Linked DNA regions of Mus musculus: region 2 is linked to region 1. The links are chromatin loops, found by intact Hi-C in ENCODE. Cell type or tissue: heart. All regions are shown on one strand. Links, peaks and the distances in the headings refer to the core of each region. The heading gives the core; the rest is flanking DNA.

Region 1 (5,375 bases), core at 102-5,101:
CATCTCCTGCTCCCTCTCTCTCACTCTCACTTTTACTCTCTCTGGCTAGATATAGGTGGAAATATATGTTATGCACGTTAAAATAAAAACTAAATACACAGTTAAAATAGGGAGTTTATTAGGTTGGTTTATATAAGATATAATTAGGGTTACCATTGCTGTGATGAGACACCAATACCAAAAGCACCTTAGGAAGGAAAGGGTTTATGTGGCTTACACTTCCACATCACCACCTTTCATCATCAAAGGAAGTCAGGGCAGGAACCTGGAGGCAGGAGCTGATGCAAAGGCCACGAAAAAAGATGCTTACTGGCTTCCTCCTCATGGCTCACTCAACCTGCTTCCTTATAGAACCCAGGACCACCAGCCCAGGGTTGGTACTGCCCAAAGTGATCTGAGCCGCCCTTCCAAATTAATTGCTAATTATGAGAATGTCCTACAGGTGTGGCTATAGGATCTAATGGAGGCAGTTTCTCAAATGAAGTGCCCTCATCTCTGATGACTTTATCTTGTGTCAAGTCGACATAAAACTAGCCAGCACATACAATCCAACCTGGGTTAGTATGACAATGGCTGTCTTCACAATCTGAGAGACCTGAGAACCCTGCAGTTCCTTCCTCAGTTTGCAAAGCTGGATGCCTCTGCAGTCCTAACCTTGTGCTGAAAGCCTAGAGGCTTCCTGGAGATCCACTAAATGTCAGTGCATGTTGGAAGCCCAACGAAATGGGGTTCTTGTATCAGCAAAGGAATGTAGCCGCAGTGGTAACAGCAGTGAGAGACACAACAGAATAGATGAACTTATCAGCAAGACTGAACGAGCAAAAGGGAAAGCTTTCCTCTAGGACTTCCTTTGAATTGAGCTACTAACGGAAGGTACCACCCACATTTAGAATGTCTTCCCACTTCAAATAAGCTAGCCAAGAAAATTGCTCAGAACTGTGCCCAGCAGCTCATGTCTGAATTGAGTCTAAAGCCAGTTAAATTGACAACCACAATTAACCATCATACATATGGACAATTTTCACTTTGTGATAGCTGACATTTCCTGAATATGTGTAGCATTGAGAAGTTAAACTTAAAGAGACAAGAAAAAAAATGCGAAGAGTAAAATATATTTCCCTTCAGTCTCATCATGCTTAGTATAAAAAAAAACCTGCCCTGGAAAGGTCCTCAAACTAGAACTCAGAGTAATATAATTTCAGCTGCACGCTGCACGCAGATAATTGACTGATGTGTTTATTGAAACAGGGTCTTAAGATGTTACCTAGGTGGCCTGGTATTCCCTGTGAAGGCCAAGCTGGTCCTTAACTCAGTCCCTCGGGCATTATTCCAATGGCTAGAAATACAAGCGTGTACAGGTACATGCTAACATGCTGATCATTTCAGAGAACGCACAACAACAGAGTTGACCATGGTATCAGTAAACCGAAGAAGAGAGAATACTAGAAAAAGAGAGCATTTGGAATCCTTCAGGCTTTTGTTGTTGTTGTTGGAACAAACAGAGCATCCTTAAACTTCATGGAATTGGTTGGGGGGGGGGGCAGGGCACTGACCCCCCCCCCAATCTTTCATTAAAGGATCCATATATGAACTGCCAAACTTTTTGGAAACAAAGGTGATGAAAAGTCTCCCTAGACCTCAGGCAGTGAATAACTATACACACACGTGTAAGCACAGTCACAGGGTAGTAGTCATGAGGTAAAAAAGCTAGAAATCACAGGTCCCTGTACAGTCCTGAAGTGTTTCTAGTATATGCTTCCAGGAGCTATGTCAAAGCATGGACTCTCATTTATTTGCAACAACGATTAAACCCAGGACTGGGAGCTCTTACCAAAAAGCTAACCCAGCACTCAGGAGGCATCAACCAAAAAAAAAAGGAAACTTCCAGGCCAGAATGGGCTACTTGAAGAGATGTCTGTCATTAAAGAAAAAACAAAAGGGGGGAGGGGGGTCTAGGGAACATAAACACAGGGAGGGGCAGTCCTTGGGAACTATTGGCAAGGTGAGTATATGAATTTTTAAATAACGTGAAAGCTCTTGAAAAAAAAGTTAAAGCTGGCTTACTGTATGACCCATAAGTCACAATAGAGAGTAAATATACCAAGATGAGGACACAGTTATAATATTACAGTAGCCAAGATATGTAAATAAAACAGTCCCTGTATCCCTTTGGTAACCAGCCTTAAAGGCTGCAGGCTCACAGATCCGCCGAGGACAGAATCCCAGGGACCTTAACAACTCCTAATCTGGGACATGGCACCGGTAGCACCTAGTACCTGCGCTTGAGGTCAGAAGTACTGAAATCCAGTACCAAAAAAAGAAAAAAGAAAAAGAAAAAAGGCATATGTATCACCTCTGAAATCAGCCAGGGGAAAGCTCAACCCAAAGGTTTTTCGTGCTAAAGTGCCCGTGCCTAGGGAGAAGGAGTGACGTGAAAAGTTTTACTAGGATTCTAATTAATAGCTGTCCAGTGCTTTCTGCACAGACGCACGGTTCACGAACACAAAACAAGTCCTTTTGCATTGCTACCCGATGTGCACGGGGGCGGGGGGGGGCAGAAATATAAAAAGCACAAGAATTTGTTTGATACGCGGGGACAGTTTAATGTGAAGACATGGGAAATTCGTAGGAATTTACTGTCCAAGGTGCAGGCCGCTGGGGAGAAGTGGGTGCGGACCCCAGCTCAGGGCTTTTCTCGGGCAGGACCGGCACACGGGGAGTCGGGATGTCCCCAGTATCCCGCCATCGGGCTGCCAGCCTTGGGCCCTCGCCGCGAGCTGACAGATGCCCTAGAGAACTCGACCCGACCCGGGACTGGCCGCCGATCCCGCACCGCTGCATCTACAAAAACCACCTCCCTGCTCGGAGGCCGAGCCCGGACTCACCTTGTCCCGATTCCGGAACGGATCTTTTCCGCGGTGTCCCGTTCCAGAGTGTCCGGGTTCTCTGGTCTCCGGTTTCCGCAGGCTTCCGTTCCGGGGTATCTGGGTTCCCGGGTCTCCGGGTTCCGCGGTGACCCGGAGAGTGTTTGGGTTCCGAGGTGGCTAGGAATAATCCTCCCTGGGAGTCCAAGTGGTGAGGGCAACAGGCTGGCTGGCAAGAGCTGGACCGGAGGTGCAAATAGGAAACGGTCTCCAGTGATGGTGGCACCCCACCCAAAGCCCGCCAAGACAGAATGAAGTCTGTCTCCATGGTAGTTCTCAGTCTAAGGGACCTGGATGCAGACCACTTTTGGCATCCCACAGCCTTGATTAACACTGCAAGTTATCACTTCCAGGCTGAGTAGGGACAAAAATGATAGGTCTTTGCTGTATAGATTATTTTTGACAATTCTCTTAAGAATTTTGTACAATGTTTTTGTTTTGTTTTTTGTTTTTTGTTTTTTGTTTTTTGTTTTTGTTTTTGTTTTTGTTTTTTTGCATTTCCATATAGTTGCTTCAAACCCCTGTTAGATATGTATTAGATATCATGGCATGTCAGGGCAACCTGACTCCCACTTTGTTCTGGAAAGAATGCGCTGATGAATACAGAATCCTATATTGATAGTCTTTTTCTTTGACTTTAAAGAAACTTGTTGTTTGTTTGTTTGTTTGTTGTGACAGGGTTTCTCTGTGTATCTCTGGCTGTTCTGGAACTCTGTAGATCATGGCGGCTTTAAACTAAGAAATCCACCTGCCTCTGCTCCCAAGCGCTGGGATTAAAGGTGTATGCCACAACCTCTGGCTTCACTTTTAAATTTCTAATTCTGATTAGATTATTTCTGTAACTGAGATCATACTTTGCTAGATATGTGTTGATTTTGCTTATTTCTCTCTTGATTTTCAGTTAATCTTTGGATATTTCTAGTTTGACTATGGTGTATGTCTTAGCGTTACTATTGCTGTGAAACACCATGACCAAAGCAACTTGGGGAGGAAAGGGTTTGTTTTGCTTACACTTCTAGAGCACTCTTCATCACTGAAGGAAACAGGACAGGAACTCAAAAAGGGCAGGAACCTGGAGGCAGGAACTGATGCAGAGGCCATAGTGGAGTGCTGTTTACTGGCTTGCTCAGCTTACATAGAATTATTTTCAGCTTACATTGCTCAGCTTTTCCCCCAGTGGTTTCCTACAGTAGAGTACGCATGAAGAATCTTCAGTTTGGAGATGAAAGACTCACTTGCACATATGACTGAATCAAAGGGAAGATTTGGACTGTAATTCATGACACTTCATGCCAACAAACTCCTACAATCACCACCGATGAGAGTGTAAGAAGCATCCTCCATCAAGGAAGGAGATTTTTAAAGGAAATACAGTTAAAATGAACCTGCCCACGACTTCCCTGCAAAGTGTAAGCTCCTGAGAAATATTTAATGAAGGGAGGGAGTGAAATATGGGCAGGAGGTTGGGAATTCTGTAGGGGAGAGATCCTCACTCAGAGAGACAAGGTTTCTGTAGTTTTCCACCATCACATTTCTATACAAATTCCACCAAGCAGGGTCTAAGCATTCCTGCTCTTCTGGAGAGAAATCAACGGAGACATCCTTGAATGACAGCAGCTCCTGAAATTAAAAAAAAAAAAAAAAACAAAAAAAAAACAAAAAAAAAAAAACAGCATGATGACCGTGATGACCATGTGACATCAGGTGCTAGGGGTGTAGCTTTTGATGTCATCGCTCATGCTGTGATGAGTTTTCAGAGCTGTATCTGCTTCTTGGTCCTCCTCACTCCTGTAATGCTTCATCCATACTCCCCACAAGTAACCCAAATGAACTCGCTGTCTCACTACACTGAACTCAGTGAGTCCTGGAGTTGTTTCCTTGTCTGTGATTGGTACCCTGCTGGGGTGAACAAGCATCTAGTCACATTTCCACATGAAGAGTCAAACAGTGAGCTTGGGAAGAGTCGTTGAATGTCCCAGCAACAGATGATAAGATGTGCAACTGGAGTTGATCTGTGAGTGGGTTGTCCATAGAGGCCATCTCACTATGGCCACCTTGTCCCTCATGGTAGAGGATGATGCGCCTCCTTGCTGTGGCAACGGTTACATGCTCCCTGTGACGAGTGATGAGACATCCAACCAAAGGCCAGCTATCTCCTTGAGTATAGTGTTCTTGATTGGGACTCCCAGAGTGGGCACCTAACTGTATGTGGCAAGGGGCAGCATACTGTCATGATGAATTAGGTGTGCCGTGTGAACATAAGACTGCTTCAAAAGGGCGGATAAAGACTATACCGCAGTCTCTAAAAGCAGCATGAATGGAATGGGTGGCAGCCTGAGGTATCTTTCAGCAGTGTGGCCAAGAAGAAATACAACGGAGGCTCAGATGCCTCAAAATGAACTTGCCAGTGTACAGACTCAATTCCATACACCAAGTAGGTGCATGAAAAAA
Region 2 (5,375 bases), core at 173-5,172, 220 kb after region 1:
TTTATTCATTTCATCTATGTGAGTACATTGTAGCTGTCTTCACACACAACAGAAGAGGGCATCAGATCTCATTAGAGATGGTTGTGAGTCCCCATGTGGTTGCTGGGATTTGAACTCAGGACCTCTGGAAGAGCAGTGCTCCTAACCTCTGAGTCATCTCTCCAGCCCAAGTTGCTGTATTCTTTATGTAAGGCTGAGGTCTGTGGACTTTTCACTGTACAGCACAGTACAGTTTGGCATATCTACTCTCATCCTTGCTCTATACAGTGATTTTTAAGGCCAACCTAACAATCAATACCCTTGTCTCAAAATGGTGAGCAATGCTGTCATACAGTTAGGCGTGGTAGTGCACACTCAGGAAGCAGTAACGTGGAAACTCAGGGCCAGGTCATCTGACCCCTCTGAGTTTCCAAGGCTCTAGTGCCCATTCATTTGCATATGTCCACTCATGGACAATTAAAGTTAGAAAGTTCCCCAAAGGATTGATTTATTTAAATGACAGTTGGACCTCTCTGAGCTCCGAGGCATTAGAAGCTATAGAATGAGCAAACACTTGGGAGGCAGAGGCAGGCGGATTTCTGAGTCAAGGCCAGCCTGGTCTACAGAGTGAGTTCCAGGACAGCCAGGGCTACACAGAGAAACCCTGTTTCAAAAAAAAAAAACAAAAACAGAATGAGCAAACAGCTTTCCTTTTATTGGTCTATCAGTTTCAGAAATATCAGACAGGTGTTGCCATGTAAAAAAAAATTGAGGACAGTCAAGGACTAACCTAGTGAACATCTGAATTAAGATTTAGAGCTGGAAGGAGGACAGGCGGCTGGTCAAAGACTCACTGGAGAAGGATGCTTGACACCTTGAGGTTGGTTGACTCCTGGAACCCAGAAGGTGGAAAGAAACAACCAACCCCAATAAGGTGCCCTTGGACCTTCACACAGGTACCGAGGTTCTCCAGCACACACAGAGGCATAAATACACTGGCCATCCCGGCTATTCAGTTAGTGAACAAGGCCATTTAGAAGAAGGATTTAGAACCAGTGTTGACAATGGAGAAAGACAGTCACAAGTCAACAAAATCTAAAAGTCATGAGGTGATATTAGGAATGCAGTCCAATGCCTTCATTTTACCCAGTTAGAAAGGGCTGAACTTAACCAGCACTTGGGAGGCAGAGGCAGGCGGATTTCTGAGTTCGAGGCCAGCCTGGTCTACAGAGTGAGTTCCAGGACAGCCAGAGCTGCACAGAAAAATCCTGCCTCAAAAATAAATAAATAAATCAAGAAAGGTTTGGGCTGGAGAGATGGCTCAGGAGTTAAGAGCACAGACTGCTCTTCTAAAGGTCCTGAGTTCAATTCCCAGCAACCACATGGTGGCTCACAACCACCTGTGTACTCCTCATATACATAAAATAAAAATTTTTAAAGATTTATTTTATACATAAGTACACTGTAGCTGTCTTCAGACACCCCAGAAGAGGGCATCTGACCTCATTACAGATGGTTGTGAGCCACCATGTGATTGCCAGGACTTGAACTCAGGACCTTCCAAAGAACAGTCAGTGCTCTTACCTGCTGAGCCATCTCGCCAGCCCATAAAATAAACTAAGAAAAAAAAAATCTTAAAAAAAAAAAAAAAAGTGGGGGCCGGGTTAGGGTGCCGTGGGCAAGGTCTGGTAGCCCATACCTTTAATCCCAGTCCTTGGGAGGCAGAGGCGGGCAGCCTCTTTGGAGTTCAAGGCCAGCCAGGGCCATAGTGAAAACCCCTTTCAAGGAAACAACAAACCACCACGCCAATCCAAAAAGAAAAATCTAGGGAAAGTGACCTGCCTGAGCTGCAACTTTGACTCATATTTTTGGGGGGGTTCTGGACAGGAATCTCTCTATGGGTAGCCTTGCTAGCCTTGAACTGGTTGCAACCCCCGCTTGCCTTCCGGGAGAAGGAGGCACAAGGGACTATCTTGATGACAGATGACGCATGCGCTACAACATGCACTCCCGAGGTTCACTCCCAGTATGAGCACAATTTTAGTTTTCTACGATTTTATTACCCCAAGGAGGGACCTCAGAATCTGGACTGGGGGGAGGGGTGTCAACAATTTCCTATTTGTTTTTTAGGTCGGCCGGCAAGGTAGCTCAATAGATCGTTTACCACAAAATGGTAGACATCTTGGACCCAAGTGATGGAAAGACATAGCTTTAAATTTTCGGCCCTCTACACACAGCCCGCAATTTTCTTTGTTTCTTTTTCCTTAAAAAAATAAATAAATAAAAGAAAAGAAAATCTTTAAAGCCGGCAATCCCAGCCCTAAGGAAGCGGAGTCAGGAAAATCAAGGAAGGCCAAGCGAGGCCATAAAGTTCAAGGCTAACCTGAGACTCAAAAACGCAGTGAGTAGAACAAAGAAAATACAAAAACCACCCCACCCCCACCCCTGGCCAAGAGTTTACCACGCATCTTTCTTTCCTCGCCTCCTTGTATACTACGCCCTCGACAGCCCTTCCCCCAGCCTGTCTAGGGAAAAGGTCACGTTTCAGAGTCCTCTCCCCGAGTGCACCGACCATGTCCCTGTTCTCAGGAAGTCCGCCCCACCAGCGGATCCCTTCCCGACCGCTCGCTCCGTCTCTTCACCGGTCGCCTTCGCAGCCCTCAGGCTACAGAACCTTGCCCTGGCGGCCCGCGCTCGGTTCCCGGCCCCGAGGGTCTCACCTGGCCGGAGGAGTCACCCGGGAAGTGCGGCTTCGGCTTCCACGCGGCATCCTAACTGCTCGAAGTCTCACCGATCAGCGAAGACAAACTGCGAAACGTACAGAAGCGTCCAGCAATTTCTACCAAGGAGAGAGGAAGGGTGGAGGCGGTACCTCACCGGGCAACCAATAAGAAATCAGGAAAAGCTCGGGCGCTAAAGGTTATTGGACAAAGGAGATATCAGTAATGGGCAGAGCCTGGACTCAGCGTCCTAGGCCCGGAAGTTACGAAGTTGGCGAGGAGGAGCTAAGGCTAACCGGAAGTTCCTGGGGTTGCACTCTCAAATTTTGTCCTCCGATTCAATGGTGGAGGTTAGGTTTTTGCTTCCGATGGCCGGCTGGCCTACTCCACAACCTGACTGACCTTGATTTTCACTGTCTCCTGCCTTAGCCTCTCAAGTAAACTGGATTAGGGGCTTACTGGGGTCTGCTCTTGGGCTGTTTACTTAACCCTTCTCTGTTTTGTTTTGGGACAATGCCTCCGGTAACGGATGTTGCCTTGGATCTCGCTGTTCTCACGTCTCAGCCTCCTAGTACTGGTCACGCAGGAAAAACTCTGTTTTTCTGTTATAAAGAATTTACTAATAAACGTGTTTGGAAATATTAAATTACATAAGCAGAATTTCGCTAAAGGAGCTCTGCTCCCAACATGTCTGGAAGATAGTGAACTAGCCGAGCTTATTAGAAACTATGAAAAAGGGGCTGATGAGATGGCTCAGCGGAGAAGAGCACTGACTGCTCTTCAAAAGATCCGGAGTTCAAATCCCAGCAACCACAAAGTGGCTCACAACCACCCATAACGAGATTTGACACCCTCTTCTGGTGTGTCTGAAGACAACTACAGTGTACTTACATATAATAAATAAATAAATCTTAAAAAAAAAAGAAACTATGAGAAAGAAAATTCTGTACATAATTCAAGTTTCTGTTGCAGAGAAATTTTCTGCTCATATTTACCAAGGCTCGTCTTCAATTAAGCGCTATTTCCATAATAAAAGAAGACCATCCTGACTTAATACTAGCCAGTAAGATCATCTGCATATCAAAGAACAGGCCTCTAAAGCTGTTGTCCTCAACCTGTGGGTTTCAGACTGTGATTTAGGGACTGAGTTACTGCTCTTTTCCACGTAAGACTGCTCAAATGCAGAGATGCCCACATTCCAGTATCCAGAACTGTATAAAAGGGTTGCAGCATTAGGAAAGTTGAGAATCATTGAATCTAGAAGTCTCCTCAACTGTGGCCACAGAGGCTTGTGGTCCCATAAGCTCTCACCACAGAGGATGTTGGTGACCTGAGCCCATTGATTGGCAGAGATATCTGCAGTGTCAATCCATGATGCTTCCTGGAAAACACTCTTGTCCTCGTAATGTGGATGAAGACCATTCCTACACATTGCCCATGAGGTCATATAGTCCTACAGAGTAGCAGTAGGCCATCTGATGGAGAAACAGGGGACTCTCCTCCCCACCAAATGCCCAGGGGAATGGGGGAAGAGTTTTCCTCTGCCACCTTGTCAGGCACTGTGTATGAAAGGAGATCTTATCATAGTTGTTCTGTGGCAGTGGGAAAGCGATCACTGGTGACAGTCCGTGAAAACCATTTTCAGCTCTGTTACCCCTGGGGAACTATCTGTGACAAGGACAATGGAAGTCAAAGAGTTATCAGCCTGTCCCAAGGATGTGCACCTGTCTGTCCAGAGGAAAACCATGAAAGATCTTGAGAGAGAGTGAAAAATAGAGAACTTGCCCCATTGTTCCAGGATGCCAGGTGTTTGCAGTTTTTGCCAGGTGTTTTCGGTTTTTGCCTTTATAAACCCCTAAACCCCTCACCCCTTGAGCTCATGTTCAACTCCTCTACCCCTGCGTGGGATACAAGTCGTCCCCAGTGCACTGGTCTTTCCCGAATAAACCTCTTGCAGTTTGCATCAAGACCGTTACTCATAGCCGGGTGGTGGTGGCACACGCCTTTAATCTCAGCACTTGGGAGGCAGAGGCAGGCGGATTTCTGAGTTCGAGGCCAGCCTAGTCTACAAAGTAAGTTCCAGGACAGCCAGGGCTACACAGAGAAACCCTGTCTCGAAAAAAAACAAAAACAAAAACAAAACAAAACAAAACAAAACAAAAAAAAGACTGATTTGGGGTGTCGCCTCTCCTGAGTCAGAACGTGGGGGAATCCTCACGTTGTGGGTCTTTCAACCAGAATCACTCTACTCTGCTGCTTCATGGGGGGAGAGTGACCTCAGTTCCCTTCCATGGTGCTTTTTTGTTTTGTTTTGTTTTTCGAGACAGGGTTTCTCTGTATAGCCTTGGCTGTCCTGGAACCATGGTGCTTTGGAAAGAGCGCTGTCTCTGCCCATCCAGCTCCTCCATCCCTGGAGGGATGGAACCACTGGAGCCCATGCTCTCCCATTCTCCCATTGCCCTTCCTGACTTTATTTAAAGTCACCTGTGTTTGCTCATGTGATTGGTTCTGTGAGGCCCCAACTTAGAGAACTTAGAGCGTTTCTCCCTGGAAGGTAAAGCCCCCGGATGTTCCTCAAGCTTGTTTTCCCTGATCTCTAAAAATACAGCCAGCAAGAAGCTCTTTGTTCTCTACAGCCAGCAAAAAGCCTTTTTGTTTCTATACCTTACAACTAGA

What was found. Peaks named below come from ENCODE experiments on the same cell type or tissue, not always from the same donor. Only the 100,000 strongest peaks of a DNase experiment are listed, where the experiment ranks them.
Region 2: a loop joins it to region 1, with 11 times the contacts of the local background. A loop is called at or near these places in 1 of 42 quality-filtered maps.

Annotation. Positions count from the first base shown.
Region 1 is chr5:129,667,175-129,672,549 of GRCm38, forward strand. Zfp11 (zinc finger protein 11) reads right to left here and starts at 2,914. Exons shown (of 3, transcript NM_172462.4): 1 at 2,886-2,914. In heart, for the core only: no CTCF peak of the experiment used is centred there; a DNase peak (open chromatin) is centred at 2,897; H3K4me3 peaks cover 1,492 bases; H3K27ac peaks cover 1,262 bases.
Region 2 is chr5:129,884,499-129,889,873 of GRCm38, forward strand. Chchd2 (coiled-coil-helix-coiled-coil-helix domain containing 2) reads right to left here and starts at 2,972. Exons shown (of 4, transcript NM_024166.6): 1 at 2,700-2,972. The coding sequence starts at 2,749. In heart, for the core only: no CTCF peak of the experiment used is centred there; DNase peaks (open chromatin) are centred at 1,883 and 2,893; H3K4me3 peaks cover 2,323 bases; H3K27ac peaks cover 1,803 bases.